3 separate regions of the Homo sapiens genome follow, and regions 1 and 2 are each linked to region 3. Evidence: read pairs that join two places in POLR2A ChIA-PET (ENCODE). Cell type or tissue: Caco-2. All regions are shown on one strand. Region 1 overlaps FBXL2 (F-box and leucine rich repeat protein 2). Region 2 overlaps CLASP2 (cytoplasmic linker associated protein 2). Region 3 overlaps UBP1 (upstream binding protein 1).

What was found. Peaks named below come from ENCODE experiments on the same cell type or tissue, not always from the same donor. Only the 100,000 strongest peaks of a DNase experiment are listed, where the experiment ranks them.
Region 1: POLR2A ChIA-PET joins it to region 3 with 8 read pairs; 3 of 35 experiments call an interaction of 5 or more read pairs at or near these places.
Region 2: POLR2A ChIA-PET joins it to region 3 with 6 read pairs; 2 of 35 experiments call an interaction of 5 or more read pairs at or near these places.

The regions. Positions count from the first base shown.
Region 1 is chr3:33,361,519-33,369,518 of GRCh38, reverse strand. It overlaps FBXL2 (F-box and leucine rich repeat protein 2), which reads right to left. Exons shown (of 15, transcript NM_012157.5): 5 at 4,800-4,894. Among named protein-coding and RNA genes, the nearest start is that of UBP1, 75 kb to the left of the region's middle. In Caco-2, no CTCF peak of the experiment used is centred here; no DNase peak of the experiment used is centred here.
Region 2 is chr3:33,610,046-33,618,045 of GRCh38, reverse strand. It overlaps CLASP2 (cytoplasmic linker associated protein 2), which reads left to right. Exons shown (of 39, transcript NM_001365631.1): 13 at 5,975-6,045. Among named protein-coding and RNA genes, the nearest start is that of CLASP2, 100 kb to the left of the region's middle. In Caco-2, no CTCF peak of the experiment used is centred here; no DNase peak of the experiment used is centred here.
Region 3 is chr3:33,422,616-33,430,615 of GRCh38, reverse strand. It overlaps UBP1 (upstream binding protein 1), which reads left to right. Exons shown (of 16, transcript NM_014517.5): 2 at 4,875-5,026. It also overlaps a transcript of FBXL2 not described here. Among named protein-coding and RNA genes, the nearest start is that of UBP1, 14 kb to the left of the region's middle. RefSeq lists an enhancer at 3,964-4,521. In Caco-2, no CTCF peak of the experiment used is centred here; a DNase peak (open chromatin) is centred at 3,500.

The sequences.
Region 1 (8,000 bases), 61 kb after region 3:
ACCGAGTGAGGAGAAGTGGAAGTGTTATGTAATACAATATGAAGGTAGACTGTACTAAATCAAAGATGCAGTCAATAAACTCTAAAGCAACAACTAAACATATGAAGAGCTATAGAAATGAAGCTAAAAAAGAATATAAAATGAAATCATAAAAAACACTTAATCTCGGCCAGGCATGGTGGCTCATGCCTGTAATCCCAGCACTTCGGGAGGCTGAGGTGGGCAGATCATTTGAGGTCTGGAGTTCAAGACCAGCCTGGGCAACATGGTGAAAACCTGTCTCTACTAAAAATATACAACTTATCCAGGCAAGGTGGCCCATGCCTGTAGTCCCAGCTACTTGGGAGTCTGAGGCACGAGAATCGCTTGAACCCAGGAGGCAGAGGCTGCAGTGAGTCGAGATTGTGCCACTGCACTGCAGCCTGGGCAACAGAGCAAGACCCTGTCTCAAAAAAAAAAAAATCTAAAAGAAGAAAGAAAAAGAGGAAAAGAGAAAAAAGGATGTATGGGACAAATAGAAAACAAACAGCAAGAGGGTAGATTTAAACCTAACCATAATAATCACATTAAATGCAAATGGTCTAACACAAATTAAAAAGCAAAGATTGTCATATTGGATAAAAAGCAACACCCAGCTGGGCACGGTGGCTCACGCCTGTAATCCCAGCACTTTGGGAGGCCAAGGAAGGCGGATCACAAGGTCAGGAGATCAAGACCATCCTAGCTAACATGGTGAAACCCCATCTCTACTAAAAATATAAAAAATTAGCTGGGCGTGGTGGCACACGCCTGTGGTCCCAGCTACTCGGAAGGCTGAGGAGAATGGCTTGAACTCAGGAGGCAGAGGCTGCAGTGAGCTGCACTCCACTGCACTCCAGCCTGGGCGACAGAGCAAGACTCCATCTAAAAAAAAGGAAAAAAAAGCAACACCCAACTATAAAAAATCAACTTTAAATATAGATACAAATAGATTAAAATAAAATGATGGAAAAACATATATAATGCCAACACTAGTCAAAAGAAAGCTGGAATGACTATATCAGACAAAGAAGATTTTATAGTAAAGAAAACTATCAGGAATAAAAGAAGGACAATCAATGAAAAAGACATAGCAATTCTAAATGTTTATATACATAGTAACAGAGCTTCAAAATACTTGAAGCAAGAGCTGATAGGACTGTGAGGAGAAATAGACAAATGCAAAATTATAGGCAGATATTTCAATACTCCTTTTATTAGTTGATAAATTAGTAGTCAGAAAATTAGTAAGAATATAGAAGATCTGCTCAACACTATCAACCAACCTGACCTACTGGCATTTATGGCACACTTCATCTAACAGCAGAATATACATTCTCTTCAAGTGCACATGGGACACTTGCCAAGACTGGCCATATTACTGGCCACAAAACAAGTCTCAATAAAATTAAAAGGATTCAGGGTATAACTATGTTCTGTGATCACAACTGAATTGAATTAGGAATCATTAACGTGCTCTTCTGGAAAATGTCCAAATATTTGGAAACTAAATAATATTGTTCTAAACAACCCATGGGTCATGGAAGAAATCAAAAGGGGAATTAGAATGCATTTTGCATGAAAATGAAAACATAGCATATAAGAATTTGTGGCATAAATTTTCCCCAAAGTATTGACTTAGTTTATGTCATTAAACTCCCATACTAGAAAAAAAGGTCTCAAACCAATGACTTCAGCTTCCATCTTAAGAAACTAGAGAAAAAACAAAAACAAAAACAAATGAAGCCCAAAGTAACCAAAAGGAAGGAAATAATAAAGATCAGAGTGGAAATAAATGAAGTAGAAAACAGAAAAACAATGAAAAATGGGTGAAAACAAAAGCTGGTTCTTTGAGAATATCAATAAAATTGATAGACCTCTTAATAGCCAGACTGACGAGGACCAAAAAAAAAAAGACAACAATTACCAATTTCAGAAATGAGAGGGGATATCACTGCAGATTTTACAGATATTAAAATAAGAGGATATTATAAACAACTTAATGCTAATAAGTCCAGGAACTTAGGTGAAATTGACAAATTCCTTGAAAGACGCAGACTACCAAAACTCATTTATGAAGAAATAATCTGAAGAGTTCTATACATATTAAAGAAATTGAGGCCGGGTGCGGTGGCTCACGCTTATAATCCCAGCACTTTGGGAGGCCGAGGCAGGCAGATCACCTGAGGTCAGGACTTCAAGACTAGCCTGGCCAACATGGTGAAACCCCCGTCTCTACTGAAAATATAAAATTAGCCAGGCATGGTGGTGGGTGACTGTAATCTCAGCTACTTGGGAGGCTGAGGCAGGAGAATCCTTTGAGGTTGCAGTGAGCCAAGACTGTGCCATTGCACTCCAGCCTGGGCAACAAGAGTGAAACTCCATCTAAAAAGAAAAAAAAAAAGAAACTGACTTTGTAATTAAAAACCTTCCCCCAAAAAAACATGTAGGAGCAGACGGCTTCAATAGTGAATTCTACAAAACATTTTTAAAAAATACAAATTGTACATAAACACTCCCAGAATTTTTTAAAATTGTTTTTTTATTTAATTTATTTATTTTTGAGATGGAGTCTCGTTCTGTTGCTTGCTCACTGCCAAGCTCCACCTCCCGAGTTCAGGCCATTCTCCTGCTTCAGCCTCCCGAGTAGCTGGGACTACAGGCACCTGCCACCACGCCCAGCTAATTTTTTGTATTTTTAGTAGAGACAGGGTTTCACTGTGTTAGCCAGGATGGTTTCAATCTCCTGACCTAGTGATCCACCCGCCTCAGTCTCCCAAAGTGCTGGGATTACAGGCATGAGCCACCGCACCCAGCCAAATTGTTTTTATTTTTCAGAGATAGAGTCTCACTCTGTCACCCAGCTTTGAGTATGGTGGTGTGATCATAGCTCACTGCAGCCTTGAACTCCTGGGCTCAAGTGATCTTCCCACTTTAGCCTCCCAAATAGCTAGGACTACAGGTATGCACCACCACACCCAGCTACTTAATTTTTTTTTAGAGATGGGGTCTTGCTGTGTTGCTCAGGCTGGTCTCAAAATCCTGGGCTCAAGTGATTCTCCCACCTTGGCCTCCCAAAGCACTGGGGTTATAGATGTCAGCCACTGAACACACCCCCAGAAATGTGAATAGGAGGAAATACTTCCCAATTCACTCCATGAAGCCAGTATTACCTTGATACCTACACCAGACAAAAGCATTATAAGAAAATAAAATCATAAGACAATATTCCTCATGACCACAAATGCAAAATTTTTTAACAAAATTGTAGCAAATAGGATCCAATAATATATAAAATAAATAATACATGGCAATTCAAGTGTGCTTTATATGAGTGATGGAGGGTTGTTTAAACATGTTTAAAAGAGCCAATCTAATTCATGATTTAAAGAATTTTCTTCATTTAAGGAAAATCATTTTGTTCCATAACATTTAAAGTGAGTGTTTTTATACTTAAAAGATGTTGTGAATCAATTTTTTTTCAGCAATGGTATAGCAGATGTTTGAATTATAAATTCTACTGTCTGCATTCACTGTATGTTGCACATTCTTACTGGAAGTCTGTGATTGCTGTACATTGTGGTAATATTTAGGTCTGCAAGAACACAAAGTGTATTCCAAGGTTATGGGGGGTATATCCTAATTTTAGCCAAACTCATAAGCAATACTAGAGGCCATGAGGATAAAGACATGAAGGTTTTAATCATCTCTGTCTCCAGAAATCCTCAAAGCACAAATTGTTGTTGGTTTGTTTGTTTGTTTGTTTGTTTGTTTGTTTGGTCGAAGAGTCTCATTTTGCTGCCCACACTGGTCTCAAACTCCTGGCTTCAAGGGATCGTTCCACCTCAGCCTCCCAAAGAGCTGGGATTACAGGCATGAGCCACTGTGCCTGGCCAGTACACATCCTTAGCATTGATAACATTCCCAATAGCCTGGGTGCAGTGGCTCACACCTGTAATCCCAGCACTTTGGGAGTTCAAGATGGGTGAGCTCAGGAGTTCAAGACCAGCGTGGCCAACATGGTGAAATCCCATCTCTACTAAAAATACAAAAATTAGCTGGGCATGGTGGTGCACGCCTGTAATCCCAGCTACTCAGGAGGCTGAGGCAGGAGAATCACTTGAACCTGGGAGGCAGAGGTTGCAGTGAGTTGAGATTGTGCCGTTGCACTCCAGCCTGAGTGACAGAGTGAGACTCGGTCTCAAAAAAAAAAAAAAACCCCAATAAATAATGGCTATCCAGTAAGAGATGGGCAAATATTTGGTTGTATAGGATATATTGCTAACTGTAATAAAATTAATGTAAAAATCACATCTCATTATGAGTAAGCAAAATTCTAGCTTATGCCAAGGAAATTTTTGAAATAGTTATTTTATCAATTAGTAAAATTTATATATAAAGGTAGCTAATATTATGAGAGGAAAACTAGGAAGATGCCGAAGTGAAGAAGGGAATAGAAAAGAGGTAGGCACTTCATACATGTTATTTCTTGTTATGCCTATGACAGTCCTGTGGGAGCTATAGCTGCCCTGACTTTGCAGAAGAGAGAACTGACACTCGGCCGGGGGAAATAATTTGTCCCAAGGTCACATCCCTAACAACAGTACAGCTCGGTTTCCAACCCAGGTTTGCTATTCCAAAGTCCTGGTCCTCTCATTACTCTATGCAAATTACCACAGAAAGAATTTTAACAGAAGAAGAGCATGTAATAGGCTTGGTTTATTTTTGCTGATGAAAATGCTACAAGCTGCCATGACAGTGAGTCACTGGATTTGACTTACTTCAAGGAGGAATCCCCAACACCAATGCAGCCTCGCAAGCTGAGCTTCCTCAGGAATCCACCGCATCGCTTCGAGATATTTTCCACCACTCGACCCTTTAATCAAGAAAGTTCGGGAGGAAAAAATACTGTTTTTTCATGCTGCTTATCTAACAGCAAAATAACCTGAAATCTAGGAACTGAATATATTTTTCCAAGTGTAACAGAAAATATTTTGGAACATTCCTGTAACACCTCAGTTCTATCCTTAATGCATACAGGGGCTGCAAGCACTGAAAAATGGTCCAATTAAAGCATTAAGTATTCTAAAACCAACCAACAAACAAAAACAAACACAAATGCAAAAACCAAAACCTGTACACTGCCTTTTGAAAGCCTTAGCCCTGGGGTTAGGCCCTCCCTACCCAGGTCACAGCTATTCCACCAACCAAAAGGCTTTTTGAGGTTAGCTGTGGGAATACCAGCCACTGAGCAGAGATCTAAGACAATGCTGCTTTAAAAAGAAAATCCTACTTGAGCTAAGCATTACCACTTCAAAAGTATAACAATATATTGCAAAAGCTCCCCCTCATCCTCCTTAGCTGTCCTCTGCTTAAACACATTTGCTTTGAAAAAGGAACTTTTGTTGAGTACTGGCAGAGATATTAGAGGAAGCAAAAAGAAAATGAACAATGAACAATGATTAAGCACCTCCACTTTTTAAAAAATGTTTTCTATTTCAAATCACTTTTTTTCTTTAGAGACAGGGTTGGTGTTGGGGGGTCTCGCTTTGGTGCCCAGATTGGAGTATAGTGATGTGGTCATAGCTCACTGCAGCCTCAAATTCCTGGGCTCAAGTGATCCTCCTGCCTCAGCCTATGGAGTAGCTAGGACTACAGGAACATGCCATGGCACCTGGTTTACTTCCACTTTTTGAGGAACAATTTCTTGTACCTATTATGGCTCATTTAATAGTCAAAAAACTTCATGAACACTCCCAAAATGGAGGTAAGAAAGAGTATGTGTGGAATACAGAAGATCCCTTAGGGCATCCTGTAGTACTACCATGCCCTGTGATTTATGTCAGTAGCAAACTACAACAACCCAATCCAAGCACGACTATTAATGACCAGACCTTCAGGAATAAAGGTCTGAGTCATTCCACCAGGTAAAGAACCATCACCAGCTGAGGTGCTTGCTGAAGGCAAAGGAATACAGAAATGCATTGTGGAAGAAGGTAGTTATAAATACTAACTACAACCTCTACCTCCACAAGGGAGGAAAAGTTCAAAGGGACAATTTGATTGGTTTTGAATAATGTTATCCTCATTTTATAAAACAGCAATCTTGGCACTGAACTGTAAGCATGATGAATTCACCAGGATACATCAAAACCACAGGGGCCAGGTGCAGTGGCTCACGCCTGTAATCCCTGCACTTTGGGAAGCTGAGGAAGGTGATTCACTGGAGGTCAGGAGTTTGAGACCAGCCTGGCCAACATGGTGAAACCCTTTCTGTACTAAAGATACAAAAATCAGCAGAGCATGGTGGGGCATGCCTGTAGTCCTAGCTACTTGGGAGGCTGAGGTAGGAGAACCGCTTGAGCCTGGGAGGCAGAGGTTGTAGTGAGCCAAGATCATGCCACTGCAGTCCAGCCTGGGTGACAGAGCAAGACTCTGTCTCATAAAAACAAACAAACAAAAAACCCCACAGGATACATATTGTTACCTAGCTAACATCTTAATTATGTTGAAAATCCAATCTTTGATACTGCTAGCATTTATTTATACTTTCTTGAGACTACTTGCATTAATGATTATTAATATTTTTTGAAGCAAAATTCCAGACAACTGTAAAATAAATCTTTGTCACCAGGGGGAAAAAGATTATGACTTAGAAATCAAAGATATATATTTAAGTACCTAATAAACAGGAAAAAAAAAAGCAGCTCTACACCAATGTCTACAAATAGAGCACCTAATATACTCTTCTCCATTTCAAGTTAGTAACATTTTTTTAAATTTTATTATTATTATACTTTAAGTTTTAGGGTACATGTGCACAATGTGCAGGTTTGTTACATATGTATACAGGGAATTGAACAATGAGAACACATGGACACAGGATGGGGAATATCAAGTTAGTAACATTTATATAAACTTTCTAGTCCTCCCCTTTTGGGGCAAAGTTCTTGTACTGGAATACAAAACTACATACACAATTTTCTGTTCCACTGTTTCCAACTAAGAGGGGGAAAATGCAAATCCATTTCAGTGCAATATTCAAGCCAGTGACTCTGTGTCTTATCTACTAGACAATATGTTATAGGCATGCTTTTAGAATGAAGGGCTTTAGAGAAAAATAAGCCCTAAAATGGGCTAAAGACCCCTGGAGTTATCACTTTTAGATTCACACACTACTTAGTTATTTCTCATTTTTGGCCTAGCACAATCTTCAATAACCATGAAGACACTGACAACAAAATGTCCAAGTTTTAAAGGCACAGAAAATGCCAACCCAAACTTCAGGTAAACTACACGTATTCAGGAAAGAGTGATGAGGAAGGAAGGTACCGTGTGCACTTGTCACCTAGATGCTTTACTCTGCCTTTTCTTCATGTGCCAGTCATGCAACCCACCGTTCAAGATACCTACAGTCTCCTCTTAGTAGGTGAGTGACCTTGGGTAAGTTACTCAACCTTTTCTTTGCCTCAGTTTCTTTAATATGGTACTTACAACAGTGTCAGGCACACAACAAATATTATTAGTGTGTTGATCCTGATCCTTGGCAACTTCTCTTTTCTCTCAACCATATCCAAAAGTTACCATTTCCTTCCCAAAGTGCATATTTTTAAGACTATCCATAAAATGCTTCCTAGGGCAAGCATCCTCCAAAGGGTCTTGTTTAAGGACTATGGCAGACCCCAAGACTGGTTCATAATCTAGGGTGGACCAAGGGGGCTAGCCCAAAAGGGAAGCTAAGTGTTATGACTAGATTGAAACTCTGGTGCCAGCTATTTTAGGTTTTCACATACAATTCTTTATATAACTGGTAAACCATAAACTGGCTTCCCCTTTGGTGGATATACTTTTAAGTATTTCTGGGATGTGTTTATATGGCAGTTAGCTGAAAGTCAGCAGTCAGCTAAAATCTTGTAATCAAATAATGCACAAGGTAGTGATATTTACTTGAAATAGTAGTACTTTTTAATATCAAAATAATT
Region 2 (8,000 bases), 190 kb before region 3:
ATCCGGGAGGCAGAGGTTGTTGTGAGCCGAGATTGCACCGTTGCACTCCAGCCTGGGCAACAAGAGTGAAACTCCATCTCAAAAAAAAAAAAAATATATATATATATATATAATAATAATAATTATCCGCACCATTCTTATTCCTGCAGTCTTCTTCCTGGAGTCCTTTTTCTCCATTCCTTTGCCAATATTGTCTTTTATCAGTATCTTTGGCATTTTATAATTTAATAACCATTATTTCATATTCTACTTTGCATTTCCTGCATTATTAGGGATGTTAGCTATTTTTTTCCTTCTATAATTCTATGGATTGTCAGTTTATACTCTGCATTTTTTCTCACTTCTAAGATCTTTTTATATATCAAGGATATTAATTCTGTGTTGCATATGTTGTGGTATTTTCTACAGTCTGACATTGCTTCAAATATTGTATAAGCTCTTTTGTTATATATCAGAATTTTAAATTTTTATGTATTGAGACTTGTTCATTTTGTGGGTTTTGTTATAGTTAAAACAACTTTCCCAATTTCACAGTTACACAAAAATATTCAATCATTTAGAACTTCTGTCATTTTTTTCTTAGGTTTAGATCTAACTGGATTTAATTTTTGTGTGAAATATAGATTTCTAACTTCATATTTCCCCCAATACAAAGCCAATTGAGCCAGTAGCGTGTGGTGAATTACAATGTAGCCTTTTTTTGAAATGGTGTTGTTTTCATGTAATAAATTTTCATAAATATGTAAGTCTGTTTCTTAAATGTGTTTTCAGTTTCCTTGATCAGTTTGTCCTTTCCTGTTAAAAAAAAGTAAGTTTATTCCTAATATTACTTTCCCAGGAAGTGTTCTTTTTCACTATTTTCATATTTTAAATTAAATGCTAATTTTCGTATTTTATATTAAATGCTAATTTAAAATACGAAAATGGTCCTTTTTTCCCGTTTCAGGCTTTTTTTTTTTTTAAGATTGTAGACAACCTTAATCCAGAACCTTTGTAACAATGTTAGAAAATATAGAGGCTGGGCATGGTGGCTTACGTGTGTAATCTAGCACTTTGGGAGGCTGAGGCAGGTCGATCACAGGAGTCAAGACCAGCCAGGCCAATATGGTGAAACCCCATCTCTACTAAAAATACAAAAAAATTAGCTGGGCGTGATGGTGCATGCCTGTAATCCCAGCTACTCTGGAGGCTGAGGCAGGAGTATTGCTTGAACTTGGGAGGGGGAGGTTGCAGTGAGCCGAGATTACGCCACTGCACTCCAGCCTGGGCGACACAGCAAGACTGTCCCAAAAAAAAAAAAAAAAAAAAAAAGGAAGTATAGTGGGAATTATTGAAATCTTTGTTTTATCCTTGAATTGGGTGGGATCATATTTAACGTTAATTAAATATGATTTTTAATGTGTTTCTATGGATATAGTATATTAGATTATGGAAATTTCCTGCTGTTCACATTTTGCTAAAGTTTGATCAGGAATAGATGTTGAATTTTATCAGATAGCCCTTTAATATCTTTAGAAATGATTATCTTTGTTTTTTCATTTATTCATTATACATTCAGGAACTAAATTCTGCTTGGCCATTGTACATTAAGATACTGCTAGATTCGGTTGGCTAAGTTTAGTAAGATTTTGGCATTCATTTAAATGAATAAGTATTTTGTGAATTTTTTTTCCTGTTTTACATATTTTGTTAATATATTGTTCTGCTATTAGGGTTTAATGACCTTTAAGATTATATAATAACATTTCCATTGTTTTAGGCTCTGGGCATCTTGAATCTTTTATTTTGAAATGTTGGCAATCCTCTCGCCTCAGCCTCCCAAGAAGCTGGGATTACAAGTGTGAGCTCCTGCACCCAGCTGACTTTTTCTTTTTAGAATGTTATACATTCTTTTATATATACTTGGCAGAGGCATTATTTTGGGTTCTTTATAATTCAGTTTATAGTTTTATTGATTGTAGTGAGATTATTTAATTTTTCTAATTCTTTAGTTTCTATTTTTTTTTCAACTTTTAGCTCATTTTATTTTTCTAGATTTTTGTGGTATATCTTTAGACAATTTGCACTGCTTTTTCTTTATTATTATAAGGCTTTGGGTTTTCTTCTGAGTTTGGCTTTGGCAGCATCTCAGTGATTTAAATTTACCATGTTTTATTTATGTTTTCAATCATTTGTAATTTCCATTTCAACTTCTTTGAATTACATAATAATATTTTCATTTTCAGATGGTGCTTTTGTTCTTATTGTCATTATTTTTTAGTTTCATGACATTCTGATCAGGGAATTTGGTTGTATGATTTATTCTTTAGTGAATGTCTTGAAATTTTATTTGTGTTCTAGTATGTCATCACTTTATATAGGTAGTTGGTTATCATTTACAAATGTAGAATTCTTTGGCATAGAATTGAGTACTTTGTTCATCACTAAATCTAGCTTATGTTTTATTTACGTTATTCAAGTTCTTTATGGTCTCTTTTTTTTTTTAAATCTGCTTTATCTGGTAAATTCTGGTTCTAATTTTGTCAATTTCATTTTTCTAACAGTTCTTGATATATGTACTTTATGTATGGTCAAGGTTTTTTTACTATTATCATCTTGAAATAGTATTTTTTTCTTATATTTTGTTTCCTGTTCGTTGTGCTGCTTTTCTTTCCTTTTTTTTTTTTTTTGTAATTTAGAAGTTCCTTATTGTCAAGAATAAAACCTTTGTTATGCTCCTCTCTGCCTTTTAAAAAGTATACATTTTATTTCATTCATGTCATTTTTTCCCTTACCCATTGAATTAAATTTAACAAAGATATTTTCATTTTCAGCAACTGTAATTAACTGTAGTTTTTTACTGCTTTTATTTCTGACCCATTTATTGGTATACTGTCACTTCCCTTTTTTTAATTGATTCTGGGTCATTCTTGTTTGGCTTTAGTGTTTTCTCACTTTTCATATATATTTTTATCTTTGTATAATTTGGTTTGGCTTTTCCTTGCCAATTCAGAATATGGGGACTAAAAATTTGACCGTTGAACTTCAGGTTCACTTTCCTTTTCTTTCACAAATTTTGTTGTTGTTGTTATGGAGTCTCGCTCTGTCACTCCAGTGGCACCATCTCCACCCACTGCAACCTCTACCTCCCAGGTTCAAGCTATTCTTCTGCCTCAGCCTCCCAAGTAGCTGGGCTTTCAGGCACCTGCCACCACGCCTGGCTAATTTTTGTATTTTTAGTAGAGGCGAAGTTTCACTATGTTGGTCAGGCTGCTCTCGAACTCCTGACCTCCTGGCTCACTCCTGTAATCCCAGCACTTTGGGAAAGTGAGGCGATCCGCCTGCCTTGGCCTTCCAAAGTGTTGGGATTACAGGCGTGAGCCACCATGCCCAGCCCGTTTTCTTAACTTTTTATTGTTGCCTCTAAAAATGAGACTATTTGATTATTTTATAGCAAAACAACCACCACCACTACCAAGCAACCTTTAGGAAGTTTTGTAAGACAGTCCCTTTGTGTGAAGATTTTCCCCACAGCAGGTCTAGGAGTCAATTGTCTTTCACTAATACTATTCTTATACAGTGGACAAGGATTTTTGACAGAAATTGGTTATCTTAAATTTATGTTAATTTTCATGGATCTTTTCTTTATTTAGTACTTCTGTCTTATTGGCTCAGATCTTTTCCTGCTGTTACTTTTGTTACACAAATTCTGAAATCCTTGATGTCATTTATCATTTTTTGAATAACTTCTTGTCTCTGTCTTAACAGCTGTATGTAAGGAAAAATTCCTTTAAATTCTACTTATTTGAAAGTACCCATTTTGTGATTCTCAGGCTTTACTCTTTATACTTTGTTTTCAAATTGCTCATTTTTCACGTTATTATACTAGCCTATCATCTCACCAATAATGCAATAATTTTTAAATATTACCCCTGTTTTTCTTTGCTTTGTTTATTTCCTAAGAGTCTACTTCCTTAGATTGCTGTACTTAATTTCTAATTCTCTTTTTAATTTTAGGAAGCTTTTTTTCCCCTGTTGTCAACTTATATTAATAAAGTGTAAATTGTTCTGACTTAGTGTTTGATTGAATGCTTCATCTGTAATTGATGTAAATTTTTACTTTCCTTTGGTACAGCTCCCCCTGAGTATGATGTAGCAATGGTTAGGTTAGTTTATCTCTCCATCCTTGCCACTGTCATGGATGTGATTAACCCAGCATTAGGATTTTGCAGAAGTTAGAAGAAAAATGGAGAAGTGTGGTAGGTAAGACCTCCTTTATAGTTGTTGTAGCTAGGGGATCTCCATGGGTTTTACCTCCGTAGTAATGTTTGAGAAGTGGGCTCTTGTGAATGCTGTAGGGAGCAGGTCCACAGAGTCCTTTCATGCTGAATTAAACAGTTGACTAACAGGCATGTCAGCACACTTTCTTGCATTATTCTCATCTTCAACAGCTTCAAGTCTATAGATCGTTTCTCTTTAGTGGCTGAAAAAAGGGTTTTCATTTATTTTGGTTGAGTTAGCTGTGGCAAACACTGATGTGCCATATGCACTTTCCTTCAATGAAAGACTTGTTTCCCCAATGCTAGGAGAACTGTTAGTAGACAGCCTTCTGTTGCCAGTGTCTTAAAGGATTATTTCAGCTAGAGAGCTGCCTTTCCCAAGGTGTTGCCCCTTCCCAGTATTGCCCATATCCAATAACTGATTGATGTGGAAGTATAAAGGTTTGGCCATCTTGGACCAATTCAAGAGTATTCTCAGGGACTATTTCAGTTTAGAGCTTCGTAATGGTTTTGGGCAAAGATAGCCTTGGGCTGTATCACAGTTCAATTTCTTCCTCTGCCTGCTCCACTCCTGCTTCCTTCATCTCACATCCACAGATGGTAACCCCAAGGGCATTTACAAAAAATTAATATGTAATGTACATATTTTGGGGGTACATGTGATATTTTAATGCATTCACATGTGTCAGTGTCAAATTAGGGTAATAGGGAATTAATCACCTTAAATATTTATCTTCATGCTAGGAACATTCTAATTATTCTCTTTTAGCTATTTTGAAATGTACAATAGATTGTTGTTAACCATAGTCAACCTACTGAACTATCGAACACTAGATCTTATTGTTCTAACTCTATACCTATTAATCAACCCCTTTTCACTCCCTCCTCCCCCTATCCTTCCTAGCCTCTGATCATGACTAACCTATTCTCTATCTTCATGAGATCCACTTTTGTTTATCTCCCACATGAGTGAGAACATGTGATATTTGTCTTTCAAGGGCACTTCCTAATACATATCCTGCATGCTAAACTCCATCTCATAGCCTGCTTCCTAGATAACCCAGCCTGTACCATTAGCTCAGAAGGAATACAGGAGATTTAAGGAATTAAATATGTATGCTTATGTTAATGTCTATTATGAACTTTTTACTGTTTGCTTCACTAAAGAAGGGCATAAGAATTACTAATAGAAATCAGAAGATTATGTCTTTATGGAACTTCTACTTGAATTCTAGAGAGATACGATTCAGCCAGAATGAAGTGAAAGTTCTATTAAGACCACCATTTCAAAGTGCATTCCCAATAGTTAAGGAAATAGATTCACTCGACTACCTGCTTTGATGACATGGCAATTATGATTTTTTACCAGCAGTAGCCATGGTACTTCAGAAAATGTGGCCAGTACATGCCCAGTCCCTCTTAGTGCTCCCTCTCCCCCAAAACTATATTGTCTTAACAGTTCTTTGCAGTTAAACAGTTAACTTTTCTTTGTTAGATCATATTATATCCATACCTGTCCTTTTGAAACTGTATCATCATTACATTACATTAATTCAGGAAAACTTTTCAAGACTGGTCTTAATTTCTTTCAAATCTAATATCTGGTCTTTTTGTCCTCTTGTAACATAACTAAATACTTGAATGTAAGGCAAATAGAAGAAAGGACCACATGAAGTGTGTAGTATTTTCAACCTTTTCTAAAACATCTTTTTCAGCATACTCATGTACCCAGACTTATACCTTTAATAACAAGCAATTGCACATCAAAATCAGTTCCCGTGAGGAGGTAAGTTTAATTTTTTGTTGTTGTTGTTGTTAGTATAGCTCTGATACTGCATTGTTTAATTATTTGTCTGCTGCAAGAATTGGTCATTCATTTCTTGCCTTCCAGAAAACCATAAAAAAGTGTTTTGTTTTGTTTTTTTAATCATATCTCATGTAAGGGAAAAGGGATGAAGTGATTATTATGACCACCCACTTTTCTTAGTTTTATCATATTAAGCTTTGGTTTATTTGGGCTGCTGGTTGCCTTGGTTTTCAGAGAACAAGGAGTACAGAGTCAGGTCTGGGCTTGAGTCCTACAACTGCCATTGACTGTTCTACCTTAGGCAATTATTTAACTGCTCTGAACCTTAGTCCCTGCATAGGTTAGTAGAGCTAATAATGTCAACCCCGTAGAACATAAGGATTAAATGAGATACACATTAGTAGAATGTAGCCTGGTGTTTGGAACGGAGTATATAGCCCTATCAGGTCTTTCAGTTAGTGTCTGCCTCTGTCTCTGGTTTCTACAATTCTTAACATCACACCTGTAAACCTGAATAACAAGAGAGTTTCTCTGAAAGAAAATGATATTAGTATTTATGCAGGAATGAGGATTACAGTGGTATTTTGCATACAGTAGTAAACTATGCGTATTCAGGGAGGTAAAGGAAAACAAAGGTTTTTAAAGGAAAAATGAGGAAGATTACATAATCATTTTGAGGTGGTTATCCTGGACTACAAGGATCAGTAACAAGGGTGATGCCAACTTGAGGTTGGACAGGCAGTTGCTGCGTAGATGTCCTTGCAGAATTTTTGTTTGTTTGTTTGTTTTTGTAAGGTTGCGATAGCCTTTGTGCAAGGTTGTGTTTTTTTGGAGTCTTTTGTGATAGCTCTTGTTATCAGTCATTTATTCATAAGAACTCTCCCTTAATGGCCTTCCTCAGCTCCATTTGTCAAGTGTATGTGTATGTGTGTGTGTTGTAACACAAATGACTTCATTTTGATTCTGACAACTTCACACCACTATCGCCAACAATAATAAAGACAGGAAAAACAAGATTTGTACATTTGATGTTTAAGAAGATTGTAAAGAACTCTGCCTTTTTAAATTAGGTAAATATGTTTAATTAAATACTGTGTTAGGAAGAAGCTGAATAAGACATTGTTATTTGAAGTGGTTCAAACTTTTGACAACAGTTGTTCAGTCATCTCTGTCTTATGTCAGGGGTCAGCAAACAACAGCTTGCAGGTAAAATGTGGCCAATAGTCTGGTTTTGTACAGCCTACACATGCTAAGGGGGTTTTTTACGTTGTTAAAGGGTGATTTAAAAGGTAGGGGATGGGGGTGAAGAATATGAGACAGAGACTGTATGTGGTCCACAAAGCTTAAAATATTTACTGTCCAGCCCTTTACAGAACAGTTTTAACCAACCCGTCTTACATTGAGGAAAATGGTAATTGGAAAAATAAGAATGTGACAGAAGACAAAATCAGAAAATGTACCATAGAATTGCCTTAAAAATGGGGAGCAATCCATTAACTGTAGGGAGAGTGAGTGGAGTACAACCTAAGCAGAAATGTAAAGCTATGTCATATGCTGCAGAGCCATCAGATAGGCCCCTGAGGCCAGAACATATGATAAATGAAAGGTTTCAGTGGGAAAAGAAGGTGGTTGAAGGCTGGGGAGTAGGTTGAGATCATAGTGTGGAGGGCTTTGAATGTTATGAAAAGGAATTTTGACTTTATTTCATAGATAGTAGGAATCTTTGACAGTTGTAGATTTTTGGTGAGGAGGTGATGTCCAAGCCTAATTTTTACTCCAGCTATGAAAGTGATTGAGAAGAAACAATGAAAAGCATTGTTTAATTAGATAGGAGTTGTTATAATTCATGGAAGAGAGAAGCAGAGTCTGAACTAGAACTGTGTTGAACTGTGTTGATAATTGATTGAAGGTTTTATTTAATTAACAAGTTCAAA
Region 3 (8,000 bases):
AACCTTCTGCAGTAGAGGCAGAAAAGATCTGAATACCAGCAGACAAAATCTGGAACTGGATATATGTCATCTGTTGTTTTTGCTGTTGGTTTTTGCTTCTAGAGTCTTGTTTGTCCTTTTATGCCTGGTTATTTTGGTGTACTGGCATTTCAGAATTACTTGGAATAATTTGATGCCTAAGTCTTTTCACTTGCTTGTCAGACCCCTGGGAGCCCTACCTGTCAGTGGTTCCCCGGACCAGGCTGGAGAAGCTAACCAGTACTTTCCCTTCACCCTTACCCTGAGCATCTAGTTGTTCTCATTCCAGTTTAATGTGGATGGCTGTATCCTACACCCACAAGGCCACTAAAACTACAGTACAGCTTTGCAGTTCTTTCCTCAGTTTGGGTAGGTAAAAGCCACTTTCAGTTCTAGGCTTGCTTGGACTTACTGCACTTTTTCAGATTTCAGCCTGTTTCTTTATCTTGTTAGTTCTTTAATACTTTCAAGAATATATGTGTTCTCTGACAACTTTTTTCCCCCCTATCCTCAGTGAGGGTGGATGGGGTATAGGTTCATTTAAATTACTTAGCCTGCCATTACTAAACAGTTCTCTATGTTGTTTTTTCTATTTTGTTTCTTTCATGTCTCTTTAGAATTCTCATTTAGCTTCCATATATGTTTTATCTATCTTGTCCTTAAGAAAAATTCAAATTTTCACTGTTTTTGAAAATCAGTACATTCACATAATTATTTTCAAAGGCTATGAGAGGGTGTACAGTGCAGTCTCTGCCTCACACTAGGGTCTTGCAGTCATTCATTTGTCCTCCCTGAAGGCAGCTTACATTGCTGGATTTTTAGATGTCCTAGTAGATTTTTATACTTCATTTGATCAAGCTTGTTGTGATTTCCAAGTCTTTTTTAGCATCCTGATTTTTGGTGCTAAGCTACATTAAAATTTACCAACATGTAGATCTTTCAGTTTTGCCTTCTAAAATGCATCATTTGGGCCTGGTGCAGTGGCTCATGCCTGTAATCCCAGCACTTTAGGAGGCCGAGGTGGGTGGATCACTTGAGGCCAGGAGTTCAAAATCAGCCTGGCCAACATGGGGAAACCCCACTCTACTAAAAATACAAACATTAGCCAGGCATGGTGGTACAAGCCTGTAATACTAGCTACTTGGGAGGTTGAGGTGGGAGGTTGAGGCTGTAGTGAGCCATGATCATGCCACTGCACTCCAGCCTGGGAGACAGAGCCAGACCCTGTCTTAAAAAAAAAAAAATAAAGAAACACCCTACTTTTAGTTCCGTTTAACATTCTGTCTTTAGTACTCAAAAGTCTGTTTCCATTTATGGGATTACAAAAACCATCAAGGTTTTAGGACTTTCAACATAGTAGAAATTATAATCTTGTCTGGAGACCTAGTTTTCAATCTTAATACTAATTGGTTGATTATTAATGCAGCAATCAGTTCATTGATTTAGCAAGTATTTGAGCTCCTTTGTGCTAGATGCTGGCATCAGTCATTGAAGAAACACGTATTTGGAGTTACGTGCTTATAGCAGATACAAAGTTAGTAAGTCATGTATATTTTTGGAAAGTGGTAAGAGCTGTGTATAGAGCTAGGGTAGGGAAATTGGGAGTGTGGGTGGGAGGACTCCAGTGTCATGTTGTCACTGAAAAGATGACATTTGAATGAAATGAGCCATTAGGATATCCAGTAGAAGAGTAGAATCAGGAGGCCGGGGTAGTTGGAGCAGGGGGAATGAGGGTGACGAGAAGAGGGGTTGAAGAGCAGGTTGCGTAGGGCTTTTTTTTTTTTTTTTTTGAGACGTAGGATTTCGTAAGGACTTTGGTTGAAAGTGAGCTGATGTAAGGATTCAGAGAATTGAAATGGTTTAACTTCTGTTTGAAAAGGATCACTGGTTGCTGTGTTGACTGGAAGGCATTTTCTTTCTAATTAAGTAAAAAATTAATTGGAAATTCAATAGCAAATAATCTTTACATGTTTATATGTTTGTTCAGGAGTCGTTTAGCACTTACCATGAGCATAGTATTTTCTGTGTGGATCATGGAGACTATAACCAAGTGAATAAAAAAGTGGTTGTCTTCTAGGATCTGAAGCATATAAAATTGTCTTCCATATGTGACAATTTATTAAAAAAAGCCATTCTCATGCAGTTATACATCTTATTTTGATGATCTGTATCTAATGATCAACCCAAGCAGTTAGCATTGAAATGTTAAAATTATTCCCTGTGTTATTTTTCGGTATAATTAATGGTTCTGAGTCACAACTCTCATTCTTGTTTTCTTTCTCTCTGAGAGGGTTTTAAATGCTTACATATACACAAAATGCAGTATATATTTTTATCTTCCCTGGAGCCAATTTGACTGTTATGACTGATTTTTATAAAGAGGTGATCTGATTCTTTTTTTTTTTTTTTTTTTTTTGAGATGGAATCTCGCTCTGTCACTGAGGCTGGAGTGCAGTGTCACGATCTCAGCTCACTGCAACCTCCGACTCCCAGGTTCAGGCAATTCTCTTGCCTCAGCCTTCCAAGTAGCTGGGACTACAGGCGTGCCCCACTACGCCCAGCTAATTTTTGTATTTTTAGTAGAGACGGGGTTTCCCCCGCCATGTCTCGAACTCCTGACCTCAGGTGATCACCCACCTCAGCCTTCCAAAGTGCTGGAATTATAGGTGTGAGTCACTGCTCCTGGCCTGAAGTCTTCTGAAAAGTTTTTATATCTGCCCCCAAGGCAGGAGCTTAGGTGGGGCAAAATCCCTAGGTCAAGGTGTTGAGAGAACTCTGTGGGAGTGTTGGGACCATTGCTAACCGTGTGATCCTTGGTTATTACTTGTGTACGTAGGAGTGTTTTGACAATTCCTGGGTATAAATAAGAGAGGGAGAATTAGTGGATAGTTAGTATCTTTGAAAATCAGCACAGTGCTTTAATAGAAATGCATGGGGGGAGTAGGGACTACTGGTGGGATAACGTTCTCTCCCAGGGTTTCCGTCCCATTTCACTTGTTTTCACATTCTGTTTTTGAATTGAATTGAATTGACCTGGCTACCCAAGTATCTTAGTGAACAGCTTGTAGGAAAAAAAGAGAAAATAAGCAGTTCAGACAAGTCCCTATTATTGGTGTTGATACAGTAGTTATTCATTTGATGTTTTGTTGTTGCTGTTATTATCATTTTACTTTTTATTGAAGAATGAGTATAGAAAAGTTAAGATACAAACGTACAGCTCAGATAATTATCTCAAAAACAAATAATCACCTTCCATACATTAATAGGGGAAATGTAAAATTATTGCAACCACTTTGAAAAACAGCTTGGCAGTTGCTCAGAAAGTTAAACAGAGGCGGGGCGTGATGGCTCACGCCTATAATCCCAGCACTTTGGGAGGCTGAGGCGGGCGGATCACTTGAGGCCAGGAGTTTGAGACTAGTCTGGCCTACATGGCGAAACCCTGTCTCTACTAAAAATACAATTACCTGGGTGTGGTGGCACATGCCTCTAATCCCAGCTACTTGGGAGGCGGAAGCATGAGAATGACTTGAGCCCAGGAGTCAGAGGTTGTGGTGAGCCAAGATACCACCACTGCACTCCAGCCTGGGTGACAAAGTGAGACTTTGTCTCCAATAAAATAAGTAAAATAAAGTTAAACAGAGTTACCATGTGATCCAGTAATTCCAGTTCCAGGTGTATACTTAGCAGAATTTATCTACACAAAAACATAGAAAAGTGTTCATAGCAGCATGATTCATAATTGCTAAAAAATGGAAACCACCCAGATGGCCATCATCTGAATGGATACAGAATACGGTATGCCTATACAATGGAATGGAGCCATTAAAAAGAATGAAGCATTGGTACATGTTAGAACACGGATGGTCCATGAAACATGCTAAGTGAAAGAAGCCAGTCACAAAAGACCACATAGTCATATGATTCCATTTAAATGTCCCAAATAGCAAATCCGTAGAGATAGAAAACAAATCAGTGGGTGCCAGGGGCTGAGTGGGTCTGGGATAGTATGGTGAGTGACTACTAATGGGTATGGGATTTCTTTTTGAGGGGAGAAAATATTTTGGAATTCAAGAATTAGATACTGATGATGTGAATATACTTAAAACCACTGAATTTCAGACTTTAAAAGGGTGACTTTATGATATGTAAATTATATTTCAATAAAGCTGTTAAAACCAAACAACATCCAATAAAAACAGTGTCCCAGAAGACCCCTCATCATTCTCCCAATCAGTGCCCCAGGTTATTCTTAGGGGGAGAATAGCAGCTGCTGCGACTGCTGCTGCTCCTGTTTACCTCTCAGTAGGAGCCATTGTTTTAGATTAGGCATGAAGCTTCATGTTCTTAACACTTGCCAAGGCACAGCAGGGAACTTTTTGTAAAACCCCATTTTAATCAGATGCTTCTTTGTAATTCTATGGTGTCAAGTGTGACCTACCTTTGGCAGCAGTATTATTTCTTGCCTTTCAAATCAAGTAGCTAGGTACTCTTGACTTGCTTTTTTTTTATAGAAAGAATCTGGACCTTAAAGTTTTAAAAGAAGTTTTTAAAGTGCTATATATATATATATATATATATATATATATATATATATATATTCAGAGCTGCCCTGCCGCCCTCCCCCACTTCCCACCCCGAGATAGGGGTTGTTAATGCCATCCTTTAGATGAACCACATAGCATTCATAGTTCTTTTATTCTACATATAATTTCTGATCTTAAAAAAAAAACTATCCCTAAATGTTTATATGCTTTTAAATATTTCAGACAAGATTGGGTGCATTCAGGATGATATGGCTGTAGACAAATATTTCAAACCCAAAGTAAGGTCAGTGTTGATTTTTTGCTTTTCAGTGATGTCTTGGCATTGCCCATTTTCAAGCAGGAAGATTCCAGCCTTCCATTGGATGGTGAAACAGAGCACCCACCCTTTCAGTATGTGATGTGTGCTGCAACGTCACCAGCAGTAAAACTGCATGATGAAACGCTTACTTATTTGAACCAAGGTTAGTGTGGTTATGTCACATTTGACATGTAAGAATTTACAGAAATACAAAATAATATTTTGGCATTGTAGCCTAGATTATTGGTAATAATTAAAAATTAGGTTCTTTTTCTTAAATTTTACAACTTAATGAAAATTGTAGGAATTTTACTGTGAGCAGCTGAAGTACAGTTTGTGTAAACTGATTTGCATTAAAGAGGGTCTGAGGAGGAAGATTTATTACAGGATTTTTAAGACATAATCCAAAGGACTAGCAAGTAGGAAAGGAAGTCAGTTATTTTTAGGGACAGTGATTTCAATATGGAACTTGAGAATGAATCAGAAGTCCAGCTAGCAAGGAACCTGGATTTTGAACATGAAGCAGTTCTGTGCTGAAAATAGACTTAAGCTGCACCAGGATGGAGTCTGTGGCTAAATAAACATCAAATTTTATCCCCTATATCTTGTTTGTAGTTTATGTCAGAGTGTTACATTTCAGTGATATGAAAGGGTTGGTGGGGAAGGAGGGAAAATAGAGATGTGGGGGTAGTTTACCTTTTTTTTTTTGAGACTGAGTTTTGCTCTATCGCCCAGGCTGGAGTGCAGTGGCGCAATCTCGGCACACTGCAACCTCCGCCCCCCAGGTTAAAGCAATTCTCGTGCCTCAGCCTCCCAAGTAGCTGGGATTACAGGCACACACCATCACACCCAGCTAATTTTGTGTAATTTTAGTAGACAGGGTTTCACCATGTTGGCCAGGCTAGTCTCAGACTCCTGACCTTAAGTGATCCGCCTGCCTCGGCATCCCAAAGTGCTGGGATTACAGGCGTGAGCCATTGCACCCGGCCGAGTTTATCTTTGGAAAGAGGAGAGTTTGCCCTTTGCAGTTTGGGCACAGGCTGATGTGACTTACCCCTGTAAACAAAAGTATTTTGAATGCAGGAATTAATTTGTTGGATACATATACTGAAAGCAGGTTGAATTCTGATTTTAAACAATTTTTTGAACATTTTTACTGTTATATGCTCATTGTAGAAAAACTGGGAAATATGTGAAGGGATAATGCCAAAAATTGACTAATATTTTTGGTCTGTTTCTTGAATGTATATACATTTTCTTTCAAAAAATTAGAATTATACATCTGTTCACTTGAGTATATAGTGTTTATTTTTCTGTCATTAAATAGAATTTTTACTCGAAGTTTTGGAAAGAGCAATAGATTTTAGACTTTTACATGTGATTAATCTGAAATGTGGAAGAATAACTTATTTCTACCTTTTCATTTGATATATAAGTTTAGAATCTATAAGGTTTTACCTTCAGGTAGTCCTGTCTCTGGCACTTGTGACAATTCCCTGTTTGTTTTTATATTTAGTGTTTGGATAGGCAATCACTTATTTGAGAGTTAAGTTTTATATTTGAAAGAACCTTAATAACTTATTTGGTAATCTGTTGTAGACATAAAAATAACAGAAGAAACAATGTAGGGGCAAGGATATTCACTGTAACTTTATTTCTAAAGATAAAAAAGGAAATAACCTGAATTTTCCTTACTTGTGGAATAGTCGATTAAGTTCTGTTACATACATACCATGGAATGAATTAGTACACATATACACCCTGTTTAAAGCAACATGTAGGATGTGCATTTATTGGCCTGGGGGAATGCCCATAATTTATCATGGTTGTTCTTAAACCAGATAAAGATATTTCATATCGATAAAAGTCATAATCCACCATCTGTAGTAGTGATATAGTAGACTGACATTAATTGATACTGTGCATCTAGCATTGTACTAAATACATGTGTTAACCTTATTCAGTTCTCACAGTAACTCTAGGAGAGATTTATTCATTTATAGATTAAACTTAGAGCAGTTAATTACCTTGCTCAGTGTCCATTTGGAAAGCTTAGGTTTTAACAAAATTTTTTTGAAGTATTACAGTAATGTGCACAAATCTTAATGAATTTTTACATATATATTCCCTTGAAACTACTACCTATTTCCATCTTTTCCAGTACTCCAGCAGGCTCCCTTGTGCCTCTTTCTCAGGTGATACCTCACTTGAATATAATCAATGTAAGGGCAGGTGATTTTCTTGTCCTTTATTCTGCTTACTGCAGTATTAATGTTGAGTATTTTCTTGGTTCTGGAATTGTGTTCATTTATTTCTTGATTTTTTCTAGTCTTTTCAGAAAAAAGGTAGAAAGCTGAACTGTATATGTAGACATGTTTAAAACAACATACATTTTAGTAATTTTAAAAAATATGGGCCGGGCACGATGGCTCACGCCTGTAATCCTAGCACTTTGGGAGGCCAAGGTGGGCGGATCCATGAGGTCAGGAGATCAAGAGCATCCTGGCCAACATGGTGAAACCCCGTCTCTACTAGAAATACAAAAATTAGCCAGGCATGGTGGCACACACCTGTAGTCCCAGCTACTCAGGAGGCCAAGGCAGGAGAATCACTTGAACCCGAGGCAGAGGTTGCAGTGAGCCAAGATCACACCACTGCACTCCAGCCTGGGTGACAGAGCGAGACTCTGTCTCAAAAAAAAAAAAAACAAACTTTTTTTTGAGTAATTTTAAAGGAACTGTACTTTTATGTACCCTTTTAAAAGAAATTATAACTTTCAAAATAATACCTATATGAGTATCATATATAATATAGTGTGTTGTGCTTTGCACAGACTGTATCTTAGCATTTATCATCTTGACAAAAAGTTTTAAACCCAAAATTTTCCATGAATCCTTAAACAAGTTTTTAATTTTCTATAAATGTATATTTTCTTCCTTCCCTTCCTTTTCTTTTTCTGCTCCCTTTCTCTTCTCCCCCTTTCTCCCCCCCTCCTCCTCTCCCTCCCCCTCTCCCTTCTTTCTCCCTCTCTTTTTGGTCTTGCTCTGTCACCCAGACTGGAGTGTAGTGGTACAATCATGACTTATTGCAGCCTTGACCTCCCAGGCTAAAGTGATCCACCCACCCTAGCCTCCTGA